3 separate regions of the Homo sapiens genome follow, and regions 2 and 3 are each linked to region 1. A link is a contact called in ENCODE Hi-C or POLR2A ChIA-PET data. All regions are on one chromosome and are shown on one strand. The core of a region is the stretch at or near the end of the contact, and the rest is flanking DNA. Distances in the headings are between cores, read along the strand shown. Region 1 overlaps LOC124906091 (a long non-coding RNA gene). Region 2 has its middle 130 kb from the start of METTL8. Region 3 overlaps LOC107983995 (a long non-coding RNA gene).

Region 1 (4,802 bases), core at 831-3,330:
TCCTGTCTCAGCCTCCTGAGTAGCTGGGCTTACAGGCATGTGCCACCACGCCCGGCTCATTTTTGTATTTTTAGTAGAGATGGGGTTTCACCATGCTGGTCAAGCTGGTCTTGAACCCCTGACCTCAGGTGATTCACCTGCCTCGGCCTCCCAAAGTGCTGGCATTACAGGCGTGAGCCACCGCGCCAGGCTTCGAATTGCTTTTTTTTGTTTGTTTGTTTGTGTTTTTTTTGAGACGGAGTCTCGCTCTGTCGCCCAGGCTGGAGTACAGTGGCACTATCTCTGCTCACTGCAAGCGCTGCCTGCTGGCTTGACGCCATTCTCCTGCCTCAGCCTCCCAAGTAGCTGGGACTACAGGCGCCCGCCACCACGCCCGTCTAATTTTTTGTATTTTTAGTAGAGACGGGGGTTTCATCGTGTGAGCCAGGATGGTCCCGATCTCCTGACCTCGTGATCCATCCGCTTTGGCCTCCCAAAGTGCTGGGGTTACAGGCGTGAGCCACCGCACCCGGCCTGAATTACTTTTTAATCACTAACAACAATGGGGTTATTTTGATCTAGGGGGTGTGGATGAATGGGAGACTTACAGAGCCAGAAAAAGCCCTGTTCCGGGCCAGGCGCGGTGGCTCACGCCTGGAGTCCCAGCACTTTGGGAGGCCGAGGCAGGCGGATCACGAGGTCGGGAGATCGAGACCATCCTGGTCAACATGGTGAAACCCCGTCTACTAAAAATACAAAAATTGGGCGTGGTGGCAGGTGCCTGTAGTCCCAGCTACTTGGGAGGCTGAGGCAGGAGAATGGCTTGAACCTGGGAGGCGGAGGTTGCAGTGAGCCGACATCATGCCACCGTACTCCAGCCTGGCGACAGAGCGAGTCTCTGTCTCAAAAAAAAAAAAAAAAAAAAACCTTGTTCCATCTCTTCTGAAGCCTTTCATTTCAGTCTGTCCAGGACGGCCGCTGCTGCAGGGCCGGGGAAGCTTTTTCCCCAAGCAGCGTCATGACTGGTCAGACTAAGGGAGCTCTCTGCTAACAACCCCCAACACTGTCCCTAGATTAGAATTATCCATGAAATTTCCCTGAATAGACTTGCACTGTGACTGATTTGCAATGCTGTGTTGTGTTTGTAAATCAGTTTGGCCAGAACCGTGTAGCTCAGACAGCTATGCTGAAAGAGCCCAGAAACACAATGGCAAGAATCCATGTTGTACCCAGGCGCTGTTTTGGCTTCTAGAGCTCTGGAAACAGTGTTAGCGTCAGGTAGTGAAGTATGCATGGTTCCAACACGTTCACTCGAGATCAGTGGCTAAACAACCTGTGTGCTTCTCGGTGGTGAGGAACAGAACTGCTAGAGGAGCCTCATAAAATCAAGAAGAAACAGATGCCTGTTGTATGAGTCCAGGAGCTCAAAGCTCATTCCGATTTTAATAAACAGTTACTTGCCTTTGTCTCTGTCAAGGTTTTGTTTTTAAAGGGCATGAAACTTTAGAGACTAATTCATTTCCCCAAATTCAGATCTCTCTTAGGTAAGCAGTACAACCTGAGAAAAGAGGACAACCCTCTGGGATCTTTGGCACCGTGACGCTGCCATATTCCAGGAGAGGACAGGTGAGGGTTCGCTGTGGCTGAATCGGAAGGAGACAGAAGAAGCAGGGACGAGCCACCGGGCAGGCCTCAGGACAGGCTTAGGTTCTGAACTTGATCCCATGGACTGGTGTTACCCAGAGTGAAGAAAACTGTCTTTCCTCCTTTAATACCTATATATTTTATTTTAGCACGTATTGGGGAAAAAATAATAGTTGCATTGGATATGGCTAATTTTACGAATTAACTTCAGTGAAAAAAGGGAATGGTTTTAAAGAGAAGTGATGGGTGAGTTCTTGAGTTAATTCCCTCAGGGGAAGCAGGTGCGCCTGGAGAGCTCAAACCGAGGCCCCTGCTTCACAGGCGGGCGGGCTTTGGGGTAGGAGCTGAATCCACGTAGGTCTGCCCGGTCCCACGCCTCAGTTCTGTCCCCACGCGGCAGGTTCCTGGAACGACATTCACCTTTGTTCAGGAACTCCGGTCTTACCGCCGCCCACGTGGAGTGGGATCCGAGCCAAGGGGGCCTCCCGAGCGGGGACTACAGTGCGCGCCACGGGCCACCAGGTGGCGCCGGGAGCCTGGGAAAGCCGCGCCCCGCCAGCGGCCGCGGGGTCTCCGGGCCGCCCTCGCAGGGCCCCTGGGCGGGGCCGGGGCGTCGCGGTGGGGCGCTTTCCGTTCTTTGGAAGAAGGGCTCTGGTCCCCCGCTTTCTTTCCATCTCAGACCCAGTGCGGAAACGTGGGGGATGAGCCTGGGCGCCTTCACCAAACGGAACCCCCTTTAATCTGATGTGAAGGCAAATCTCTCCACCGGGGGACCCGTTGGGTGCGGCGGAGACACCCTTCGGTGGCTGAGAAACCCTCAGACGCCGTGGAAGCACCAGGGGTCTGAGCGCCCAGTGCGGGAGGTGCGGGGCCGGCTTCCCTCCCCGGGGCTGGAGCCTTCAGGAGCGCCGCCCCCACCCGGCTTCCTCCGAGGGCAGTGCTGGACTCTGGCCTGGCCCCTGGCCGGCCGCTGCCCTTGGCCTCGTCCAACCCACACCCGCGGGGCGGAGGCTCCTGCTGTGCACAAGCCCGGGGCGCCGGGGTGGGGCGGCTGGGTCTGGGCCCAGGTGTCCCGAATCCAAAAGCATCCCACTGCGCTGCCTGTAAATTAGCGATTTCGGATCTAGTGATGAGCAGAGGGGACAGAATAGCCCAGAGGCCGGGTAACTAACATGTGCGGGATCAAGGAAGGCGTTCGTGGGCAGCTACTATTAGGGCTTTGAAGAATGCATAGAGGTTCTCTTAGGTGGTCAAAGTGGAAGGAAGAGGTTCTCTTAGGCAGAGGGAACAGCGTCTGCAAGGACACACAGGAATGTGGCACGTGGTGTGTCCCGGAACTACAAACAGCTCTGGTTGCTGGAATGTGAAAAGTCAAGTATGGAGTGGTAGCAGTTGCCACAGAAGGGGGAGCGGGGCCAGATCGCCGAAGGCCTTGAATGCCATGCTCAGGGGCTTAGACTGCACTGCCCTGGGGAGTTTATAAGGGGGATGGATGTTTTTTGTTCTTGGCAGTGAAGTACCCAGGGAGCTTGCCCCTTACATAGGTCAGTGGTCTGAAAAACCTCCTTTTTGGCAAGCAGGGGCCTTTCGTGAAAGAAAAAAAAAATCATATGGCACATAGATTCAAAAGCCAGGCCAGTGTGGAGCTGCCGGCAGTTTCCCTGTGAGCAGGAGGGAAAGGCGGGGCATCCCTGAGAAAGGAGCCATAGTCATCCCAGCCGGATGGCGTGGGAGAAATCTCAGGAGTCCATTATCCCCAAACACTAAAGTCCAGCAAAGTGCTGTGCCACATGTCATCCCCCACCCTCCACCTGCCTGCTGTAGTTGTGGCTGGAGGAGTAACTCACATTTTCCCTGGTCTTGTAGCAGACTGGGAAGAACCAAAAGCTGAATAGGGTGAGAGCATCCTCTTTCTTCTTCAGCTCTTTAGCCAAAGGACTCTTTCAATCCTGAGCTCGGAAAAGCAACCATGGACCAGCACTTCTCAACCCTGGTGGCTTTGAAAAACACTGTTGCCTATGGATCAGGGACAGCATTGTGGAGATCCTCCCTCTCAATTCCTTCATTTTATAGATGAAAACAGTGAAATCCAGAAAGGTTAAATGTCTCTCCAACAAGCATACGGCTAGGGGGTGGTAGAGCTGGGTCTATACCTAGTACCCAGGTGGAAATCGGATCCAGGGATTCTTTCAGCAAGCCTGAGACCCGGGCAGGTGTGGGGCGGGGCCGGTGGAGCAGAAACAGACCAGGCTGCAACTGCAGGGCTGCATGGAGGACCTGGGTGCAAGGTCCTCGGGGGACTCGTGGGGGATTCTCAGAACCCAGCCCCCAGGGCTTTTAGTATCTTCATTTTGATCACAATTTAAAATAGCAGTGGTTTGTGGGGGTTTTTTTGTTTGTTTGTTTTTCCCAACAAGGAGATGGTGTAGTCAGTGATCAGACCTCGGTTGTGAAGTCAACTCGATTCAGCCTAGTCAAATGGCCGCTCGCTACTGGGGGAGCTTCCACCACTGCAGGGGCCATGCACCTGGCTTCAGCATTCTTCCTGGGCACGGGCATCCTTCTGCCCCTGCAGACTGGCAGAGCAGCAGAGGCAAAGTGGACAACTAGGGTGAGAAAGTGCTACAATGCGACCTGTGAGGAGGGGAGGTGGCCTCAGGGGTTATACCTGTCTTCAAGCCTTGGTGTCGTGGACAAAGTCTGACTTAAAGTCCTCTCCAGCACCTAGCTCCCAGCAGGCACTCACCATATGCCGCACAAAGGCACAGGCGATGAGTGTAGCTCCATGTGCTGGGTGCTAGGTTAGAGTCGAAGGGGTGGCAGTCAGTGCCTGGCATGTGGTGGGCACTCACTGGGGTTCTCTGCCTGGGCCACTCCCTTCTCTGGACCCTGGACCCTGGACAGGGATTTGAGTGGGGAGGGGCCTGCCTTCCTGGGAGGAAGTTACAGAATGGAGCAGGGTGGGGAGGGGAAGAGGTTTCAAACCATTTCCCACCGCCCCCTGGGGGGCATGGGCTATCTCTGGAGGTATGCTGTGCATGGGTCAGTGTGACCGAAAGGCAAGGGCTACTCTGCCTCTGACACCCAGGTCCGAGGCTTTGTATTCTTGAATTTGCCATCCAAAACCACAAAGTTGTTTTAAAAAACCCACGAAGTTGTTTAAAAGATACAAATTTAGG
Region 2 (4,802 bases), core at 992-3,491, 330 kb after region 1:
TGCTTTTTTAAAAATTGTGGTAAAATGCACATATAATAAAATTTACCATCTTAACTATTTTTAAGTGCACAATTCAGTGACATTAGTACTTTCACATTGTTGTGCTACCATCAATATTGGGCCCATCAATATCATCCATAGAACCCTTTTCATCTTGCAAAACTAAAACTCTGTACCCATTAAGTGACAATTCCCCATCCCCCTGTCACCCAGCCCTGGTGACCACCATTCTATTTTCCATCTCTATGAATTTGACTATTCCAGGTACCCCATGTAAGTGGAATCATACTATATTTTTCCTTTTGTGATTGGCTTATTTCACTTGGCGTGATGTCCTCAAGGTTCATTCATATTGTAGCATGTGTCAGAATTTCCTTCCTCTTTAAGGCTGAATAATATTCCATTTTATGTATATATCACATTTTGCTTATACATTCATCTGTTGATGGACACTTGGTGCTATTCTTTGAATGTATTCCCCAAGCTCATGGGTTGGAAACTTAATTCCCAATTCAACAGTGTTGAGACCTTTAAGAGGTGAGTAGGTCATGAGGGCTCTCCCCTCATGAATGGATTAAAGCAGTTATCACACGAGTGGGCTCCTGATAAAAGGATTCATTTGACCTCCTTTTCTCCCTCTCATGCTCTCTTGCCATTCCACTTTCCACCATGGAATGGCACAGCAAGAAGGCTCTCACCAGACGTCAAGCATTTGCCAGTACCATGCCCTTGGACTTCCCAGTTTCCAGAACCATGAGCCAAATACATTTCTTTTCTTTATAAATTACCCAGTCTCAGGTATTCCGTTACAGCAACACAAAACGGACTAAGACACTTGGGTTACTTTCACCTTTTGGCTACTGTGAAAAATGCTACTATGAACATGCATGTACAAATATCTCCTCAGGTCCATGCTTTCAATTATTTTGGGTATATGCTAAGAATTGCTGAATCACATGATAATTCTATTTTTAATTTTTTGGGGGCCCACCATACTGTTTTCTATAGCTATTGCACCATTTTACATTCCCATCAACAGTGCACAAGAGTTCCAATTTCTCCATACCTTTGCCAACATTTATTATTTTCTGGGTTTTGGTAGTAGCCATCCTAATGGGTTTGAGGGGGTATCCCATTGTGGTTTTGATTTGCATTTCCCTAATGATTAATGACATTGAGCATTTTTTTATATGCTATTGCCATTTGTATAACATTTTCTGAGAAATGTCTATTCAAGTTCTTTGCCCATTTTAAAATTGAGGGTTTTATTGTTGAGTTGTGAGAGTATTTTTTGTTTTGTTTTGTTTTTTGTTTTGAGACATGATCTCACTCTGTCACCCTGGCTAGAGTGCAGTGGTGCGATCACAGCTCACTGCAGTATTGACCTCCAAGGCCCAAGCGATCCTCCCACACCAGCCTCCTAAGTAGCTGGGACTATAGATGCACACCGCCATGCTCAGCTAATTTTGTTCTTTTTTTTTTTTTTTTTTTTGTAGAGACAGGGGTCTCACTATGTTGCCCAAGCTGGTCTTGAACTCCTGGGCTCCAGCAACCCTCCCACCTCAGCTTCCCAAAGTGCTAGGATTACAGGCATGAGCCACCATGCCCGGTGTAAGAGTTCTTCATATATTCTGGATACTAAACCCTTATCAGATGTATGATTTGCAAACATTTTCTCCCATTGCGTGGGATGCCTTTTACTCTGTTGATGTGTCCTTTAATGCACAGAACTTTTTAATGTTGTTGTAGTCCAACTTTTCTTTTTCTTTTGTTGTCTGTACTTTCGTTGTCATATCCAAGAAATTATTGCCAAACCCAATGTCATGAAGTTTTTCTTCTGTTTTCTTCTAAGAGTTTTATAGTTTTAGGTTCTACATCTAGGTTTTCAATCCATTTTGATTTAATTTTTGTATCTGGCATAAATTTGGGGTCCAATTTCTCTTGCAAGTTGATATCCAGTTTTCCCAATGTTATCTGTTGAAAAAACTGTCCTTTCCCCATTGAATGGTTTTGGCACCCTTATGGAAAATCATTTGACCATATGTGCAGGTATTTATTTCTGGACTCCAAAAGGGCTATTTGTTGAGTTTATGTGAGGATCAGGTGATAACTGTGGTAAAGGTGAGTCAGATCAGGTTCTATGCTTGGATGACCGCTTTGAGTAAATGATGCATAGTGTGAGGCTTTATAGCCGTCTTTGGCCTATTTTGGAGAATCTTACAGATCTCCGGAAAGCAGCTCAGATCTTATCTTAATTGTGACCAGTTGGATGGACTGTGGTGATGCTTAGAGGTGCTGCTAGGTATTGTGAGTAGAAGTCCTACATGCTGTGGCAGGAGGCATTCTGCACAGAGTTATGGGCAGCATTGTTAAAAGCGACCTTGGATGCCAAAGGGTAGATGGTACAAAAGCTATACCTTAAGGACCCATTTCACATGCTTTGTTTGGCTTTTGCCGTATAGCACATGGCTAGATTTGTTCTCTGAGGTTCTTGAAAAGGGTCTAAAAAATGCGGATACCAATTGATATGCTGAGGTTGGCGAAACTATGGTGGCCAAATGGTGATGGTCTGTTGGAGCTAAAGATTTAAGTAGGAGATGCTTACCACATTTCAGACAAATGGGCATCTATCCTGAACTGCAGGAATCTAAAGAGCAGGGGTTCATTTCATCAGCCACCTGCATTTCAGTATTCTCAGTATGCATCACACTTTCTGGCACACAGTAGATGCTTAATAAGCATTTGATTATCTGAATTAAACATAAGCCAAAGAAACAGCAATGACTTTCTTAAATAAGAAAACTCAACTTTTCGGTTAGCAAGTTTCTTAAGGCTAATTTAATTATTTTTAAATAATTATTTAAAAATTATTTATTTTAATTTATTTAATATTTATTTAATATTTAATAATTTATTTATTTAAATAATTATTTAAAAATAATTTTATATTAAATATATTTATATTATATATAAATAATTAAATATTTAAATTATTTATCCTGTAATTATTTATCCTCCTCAAAAGAGACAAAGACTTGTTCACCATCCGTATTAGCCAAGGTTCTCTAGAGAGATAGAACCAATAGGGGAGAGAGAGACAGCGAGAAAGAGAACGAGAGAAAGATAAAGAGAAGAGAGGATTTATTAGGGGAACTGGCTCACAGAATTATGGAGGCTGAGAAGTCCCATGACAGGCCATCTGCAAACAGGAGACCAACGGAAGCCAGTGGCATGGCTCAGTCCAAGTACAAACACTTCGGCACCAGGGAAGCCAATAGTGTAACTCTCAGTCTGAAGGCCTAAAAACCAAAGCAGCTGCTGGTGCAAGTTCCAGAGTCCAAAGGCCAGATAACCTGGAGTCCAAAGGCAGGAGAAGAAGGGGGTGTCCCAGTTCCAGGAGAGAGAGAAAATTCACCTTCCCTCTACCTTATTCTATTCAGGTTGCCCACATTGAGGGCAGATCTTCCCCACTCAATTCACTGACTCACATACCAATCTCCAGAAATAATGCTTTACCAGCTATTCAGGTATCTCTTAATCCAGCCAAGTTGACACCTAAAGTTAACCATCAGGTCATCCTTTGAAAAAAAAAAAAAAAAAATATATATATATATATATATATATATATATTTTATAAATATATAATATACTATTATATATTATATATTAATAATGATATTAATTACCACTTATTAAGTGCCAGTTATCACCAGGCATCATACCTAGCATTTGATGTGCATTATATTTAGTCCTTGCAACAATCTGCAGGTAAGCATTATTTCCATTTGTAGTTCAGTGCATTGAAGCTTGGAGATTTCAAGTGTCTTGCTTAAGGTTACAAAACCAGCAATAGTGAAGTTAGGACTTATATCCAAAATGGGTCCCATGTTTTTGCTCTGAGAACCCTTTTTGCCAGTTTCTACCTGGGCACTGTCATTTTCATCTTCTAGTATGCATTTATTTTAGGGCAAACCCATTTCTTCCCTATAAACAAACCATTAACAATCTTTTCTCTATCTCTGGCCTTTTCCCAAGTTCTCCATGTTCCTTAAATTTGGCATCAGCCCAGCATTGACAATATCATTCGGTGTGACACACACATTCACACATGCGTGTATGCGTTGTAATGTCACCAAAAATGCAACCATCTCCCTTTCCATGTTAAGTCCGCATAGAAACTATTTTGTATCTATTCAAATATTCACAAAAAGTCAAATTTTTTTTTAGAAAGTGAACAAATAAAAGGAACCATAACTACCCGGACCCCTGGTGAGAGCTAGGTGGTGAGATGCTGAAGAGCCATTGACAAGTGCATCTCTGAGCAGACTACTCAGCAAACAGCAAAGGGACAAAGCAGAGTCCACCCCACACTGCTCTAGATTTGGTCTATGTAGCATATGCTTTACCCAGCACTTATAAAAGGTTTAGGTAATTCCCACTCCTGTTCTTTCCTGCCATGTGGAGGGACAGCAACTGATTTAAGACTGCCAGCCTCTTTAATCCCACCCTCCTCCTTCCTGGGAGAGGTGGAGTGATTTATGTAATCAGTGAATATGGGCGGTTACTTAGGCTTGTTTAATCCAGCTCTTCTTTGCTCTTTCTGTTGGATGAAAGTGTGCTGCAATAGGCCTCAAAGGGGCAGGGCCCCCTGTGTAGAGTCTTTGGCTGTCTAGCTGTGAGTCCTGATTCTAGGGTTCAGTATTAGGAAGACACTAATTACTTGTACCCAAAGCCAATTCTTTCCAATACAGCTTCATCAGTAATTGAGCTGACTTTTTTTTTTTTTTTTTTGAGACACAGTT
Region 3 (4,802 bases), core at 884-3,383, 290 kb after region 1:
TGATACAGGTGATAAGACAGTGGAGCAACATCTTTAAGCTACTGAAGGAAAAAACAAACTGTTACCTAGAAATTTATACCCAGCAAAAATATTTTTTAAAGATGAAGGTGGAATAAATACTTTTTCAGACATACCAAAGCCGGAATAATTTATCACTAACAGATCTGCAATATAAGAAATGTTAAAGGAAATCCTTCAGGCAGAAGGAAAATAACACCTGATGGAAATATGATTATACAGAAAATTCAGAGCAACAAAAATGATAACTACATGGACAAATACGTAAGACTTTTTCTCTTATAATTTGAATATCTTTAAAATATATTGACTGTTTAAACAAAAATAATAACAATGTGTTGTGGGGATTACAACATATGCATAAAGAAAACAGTAGCCTAAGTGCTGGGAGGGAAAAGTGGAGTTATGTAATTATAAAATTCTGTGGCCTGGCGCCGTGGCTCACGCCTGTAATCTAACACTTTGGGAGGCTGAGACAGGCGGATCACTTGAGGTCATCAGTTCAAGACCAGCCTGTCCAACATGGTGAAACCCCATCTCTACTAAAAATACAAAAATGAGCCGGGTGTGGTGGTGGGTGCCTGTAGTCCCAGTTACTTGGGAGGCTGGAGCAGAAGAATCATCTCTACTAAAAATACAAAAATTAGCTGGCCATGATGGCATGTGCCTGAAATCTCAGCTACTCGGGAGGCTGAGGCATGAGAATTGCTTGTACCCAGGACGTAGAGGTTGCAGTGAGCTGAGATGGTGCCACTGCACTCCAGCCTGGCAATAGAGTGAGACTCCATCTCCAAAAGAAAAAGGAAAAAGGACTGGTGCGGTGGCTCACACCTGTAATACCAGCACTTTGGGAGGCCGAAACAGGAGGATCACGAGGTCAGGAGTTCAAGACCACCCTGGCCAACATAGTGAAACCCCATCTCTACTAAAAATACAAAAAATCAGCCGGGTGTGGTGGCAGGTGCCTGTAATCCCAGCTACTTTGGAGACTGAGGCAGGAGAATCGCTTGAACCCGGGAGGTGGAGGTTGCAGTGAGTGGAGATTGCGCCACTGCATTCCAGCTTGGGCAACAGTGCAAGACTCCATCTCAAAAAAAAAGAAGAAAAAAAAAAGAACAAAAGGCTCAATAATAAGAAAACAACACAATTAAAAAAATAAGCAAAAGAATCAAACAAACATGGGTGACAAATAAGCATATGAAGCATATAAGAAGATGCTCAGCATCATTAGTCATTAGGAAAATGCAAATTAAAACCATAACTACTGAATGGCTAAAATTAAAAAGACTGACCATACCAGGTGTTGGTGAGGAGGTAGAGGAACTTGAACTCTTATACCTTGCTGGGGAAAGTATAAAACAGTACAACCACTCTGGAAAACAGTTTGTCAGTTTCTTAGAAAGTTAAACATAAACCTACCATTTTATCCAGCCATTCACTCTTAGGTATAAGAGAAAAAACATGCATCTATATAGAATTATGCATAAATGTTCATAGAATCTTCATTGGTAATAGCCCCAAACTGGAAACAACCCAAATGTCCATGTACAGGTGAAACAAACCGGTATATCCAGCTGATGGGATACTACCCAGCAATAAAAAGAAATGAACAATTGATACATTCAACAACATGGATGAATCCGCAAATAATTAATGCTGAGCAAAAGAGGCCAGACCAGAAAAAGAGTATGCACTGTATGAGTTCATTTATATAACATGCTAGGAAACGCAAACTAACGTATAGTGACAGAAAGCAGATTAGTGGTTTCCTGGTGGATGAGGAGATGTGAAAGAACAGGAAGAAAGTGTTACAAAAGCAAAGAAACTTTTTGAGGTATTTTCACTATATTAATTGTGGTTATGGTTTCATAGTTGCATATGTGAAAGGAAGATAAAATCATGGAACCCCAAATTCACGATGCCAAAAGGGAAAAGTTAAGCTTGGAAGCTGAGTCATGAAAAAAAACCCCAAAACTGCCTTTATCTTTGTTCCTAAACTGATAGCTACAGATAGAAGGCCACAGGGGGCCTCCCTCACCTTGACAATGTAAATGAACAGCTTATCTTCATGGACTTGGGGGTGGAGGAGTGAGGGGAAAGAGGAGATTCGAAATCCCCTTCCATCCTGAGCTGAATGCATGTTTGACTGCTTTTCTACTCTATGTTTACTTCACCTTATGTAAAAGAGCAGATTTACTGAGTGTGAGTCAAATACATAATTGATTTTTCCCCTACCCCTTCCTTTTCATGCACATGTGACTTCACAAGAATGTGACCATGCCCTTCCTCTTTTTTTTCTTTCCCCTTTCCCCTCCTGCCTACTTTTCCCCTTTAAAATTGAAGCCCCCAAAATTCTCTGCAGAAAAAATAAGGGCCACAGATCCTGCTGTGGCTTGTGTCTCTTTTTCCTGGGTGTGTATTCAACCTCAGCAAAATAAACCTCTAAACTGATTGAGACCTGTCTCAGATACTTTTTGGTTTACATATATGTATGTCAAAACCTATCGAGTTGTACATTTCAACTATATGTTATTTATTGTAAGTCAGTTATACCCCAATAAAGCTGTAGAAACATAAATATTAGTTATTTTTAAAAATCAGTGCTAGGGGCCAGGCACGGTGGCTCACGCCTGTAATCCTAGCACTTTGGGAGTCCAAGGCGGGCGGATCACCTGAGGTCAGGAGTTCGAGACCAGCCTGGGCAACATGGTAAAACCCCGTCTCTACTAAAAGCACAAAAATTAGCCAGGCTTGGTGGCATGTGCCTGTAATCCCAGCTACTCGGGAGTCTGAGGCAGGAGAATCACTTGAACCCAGGAGGCGGAGGCTGCAGTGAGCTGAGATTGTGCCACTGCACTCCAGCCTGGGAAAGGAGAGCAAAACTCCATCTCCAAAACAAATCAGTGTTAGACTTTACCACACTCTGGCCTTATGACTCTTTGAAGCTGAGATTCTTTTAGTCATCAACATGGTTCTGGCCTAGGAACTAGTAGTTCTTCTGTGGAGTTAGAGAGCAGATAAAGGCCTGTTCTTCTACAGACAAGTTCTTTGCAAGCCATCCAAGGTGATGGAAAGGAGGTGGGGGCCACAGAGTTGAGCTTTTTTCTTTCTTCCAGGAAGAAATTAAAGACCCTTGGGGTTTTTCAATCACAATTCTCTTGACCTACTTGAGTCACTATGGGGCAGGATGCTTTGTTTCATTTCATAGAAACAAAGAGTGAGCATAAATTCTAAACAAAGTAATGTATTTGTAGATGGTCTTGTCTCTTGACGCAGATATAAAGCCTATCTTCTGAGAGAGGACAAAGAGATTAGTATGTGCCTTGCTTAAGAACAATAGACAAATGTTACAGCCTGTTAACTCCATCTGCTTCCCAAAAGAAGAAAGAATTTTTACAATGAAGTGTCAGAGGGTCTTCAGGCCCCATACGGGAGATTTTCCCAAGGGAAGCCCATAACAACCTTCCTGTGTATTTAAGCCAATATGTTCCAGCTCCTAGAGTGGGGCTCCTTGTCCTTAATTGTGGAATAAAAAGCTTTGTCTTATTGAAAGAATTTGAGGCATAGGGAGAAGGGGAAGTATTTTGGTTGGTGGGGAGGGAAGTCACAAGGTTGCATGCTTTCCTGGCTACGATGGAATCATTTGTGTAGTGAAGAAACTGAATCATCCAAAGGAAAGTATCGTCAGCTACCATATTCCAGAAATCATTTGCTTTCCTGAGGCACTGGGTGACTGAAGCAGATACATTGCAGGCACATGCCTGTAAGAGCCAAGGAATTCAACTTTTTTTTTTTTTTTCTTTGAGACAGAGTCTCGCACTTTCACCCAGGCTGGAGTGCAGTGGCGCGATCTCGGCTCACTCCAAGCTCCACCTCCCGGGTTCACGCCATTCTCCTGCCTCAGCCTCCTGAGTAGCTGGGACTACAGGCACCTGCCACCGCGCCTGGCTAATTTTTTGTATTTTTGGTAGAGATGGGGTTTCATTGTGTTAGCCAGCATGGTCTCGATCTCCTGACCTCGTGATCTGCCCACCTCGGCCTCCCAAAATGCTGGGATTACAGGCGTGAGCCACTGCACCTGGTTGGAATTCAACTTTTTTTTTTTTTTTTTTTTTTGAGTCAGAATCTCGCTCTGTCCCTCAGGTTGGAGTGCAGTGGTGTGATCTCAGCTCACTGCAGCCTCCACCTCTCGGGTTCCAAGCGATTCTCATGTCTCAGTCTCCTGAGTAGCTAGGGTTACAGGCACCTACCACCACACCCAGCTAAATTTTGTATTTTTAGTAGAGATGGGGTTTCTCCATGCCAGGAATTCAACTTTGTTTTTGTTTTTGTTTTTTTGAGATGGAGTTTCACTCTTGTTGCCCAGGCTGGAGTGCAATGGCACGATCTCAGCTCACCACAACCTCTACCTCCTGGGTTCAAGTGATTCTCCTGCCTCAGCCTCCCGAGTAGCTGAGATTACAGGCATGCACCACCATGCCCGGCTAATTTTTTTTTTTTAGTAGAGACGAGGTTTCTCAATGTTGGTCAGGCTGGGCTCGAACTGCCGACCTCAGGTGATCTGCCTGCCTCAGCCTGCCAAAGTGCTGGGATTACAGACATGAGCTACCATGCCCGGCCAGGAATTCAACTTTGGAGGCCCCATTTCTCCATTCTTTCTTTTCTGGGTTTGTGGGGCTATATTTCCCTTTCCTCTCTTCCTAATATAACTTTCCATACCTCAGCTGCCTCCCTGGCGCCAGGGCTGCCATCCCAGCAGGCCAAGAGGCAGACCGCTCTGCAGC

The links. Hi-C counts contacts between places; a loop is a spot of excess contacts on that map. ChIA-PET counts read pairs that join two places held with the same protein, here RNA polymerase II (POLR2A). Pooled maps may share reads with other maps.
Region 2: a pooled map shows a loop between it and region 1 (3-fold over the local background). The contact joins two enhancer-like sites. A Hi-C loop is called at or near these places in 2 of 168 maps with a recorded cell type or tissue (CD4-positive, alpha-beta memory T cell and OCI-LY7), 20 of 37 single-sample maps with no recorded cell type and 14 of 50 pooled maps. POLR2A ChIA-PET finds 5 or more read pairs at or near these places in 2 of 52 experiments (AG04450 and Panc1).
Region 3: a pooled map shows a loop between it and region 1 (5-fold over the local background). The contact joins two enhancer-like sites. A Hi-C loop is called at or near these places in 1 of 168 maps with a recorded cell type or tissue (mammary epithelial cell) and 10 of 50 pooled maps. POLR2A ChIA-PET finds 5 or more read pairs at or near these places in 5 of 52 experiments (AG04449, B cell, GM10248 and 2 more).

What each region holds. Positions count from the first base shown.
Region 1 is chr2:170,971,456-170,976,257 of GRCh38, forward strand. It overlaps LOC124906091 (a long non-coding RNA gene), which reads left to right. Exons shown (of 3, transcript XR_007087293.1): 3 at 1,513-2,066. Among named protein-coding and RNA genes, the nearest start is that of GORASP2, 45 kb to the left of the region's middle. RefSeq lists silencers at 2,021-2,330, 2,471-2,720. Within about 2 kb of position 2,081, at least 26 of the 41 ENCODE cell types and tissues checked have a DNase peak (open chromatin) inside an H3K27ac peak, as active enhancers do; they include B cell, where a contact is called at or near this core.
Region 2 is chr2:171,305,575-171,310,376 of GRCh38, forward strand. No RefSeq gene overlaps it. Among named protein-coding and RNA genes, the nearest start is that of METTL8, 130 kb to the right of the region's middle. Within about 2 kb of position 2,242, at least 2 of the 41 ENCODE cell types and tissues checked have a DNase peak (open chromatin) inside an H3K27ac peak, as active enhancers do.
Region 3 is chr2:171,258,783-171,263,584 of GRCh38, forward strand. All of the region lies in intron 2 of LOC107983995 (a long non-coding RNA gene), which reads right to left. Among named protein-coding and RNA genes, the nearest start is that of TLK1, 100 kb to the left of the region's middle. Within about 2 kb of position 2,134, at least 3 of the 41 ENCODE cell types and tissues checked have a DNase peak (open chromatin) inside an H3K27ac peak, as active enhancers do; they include B cell, where a contact is called at or near this core.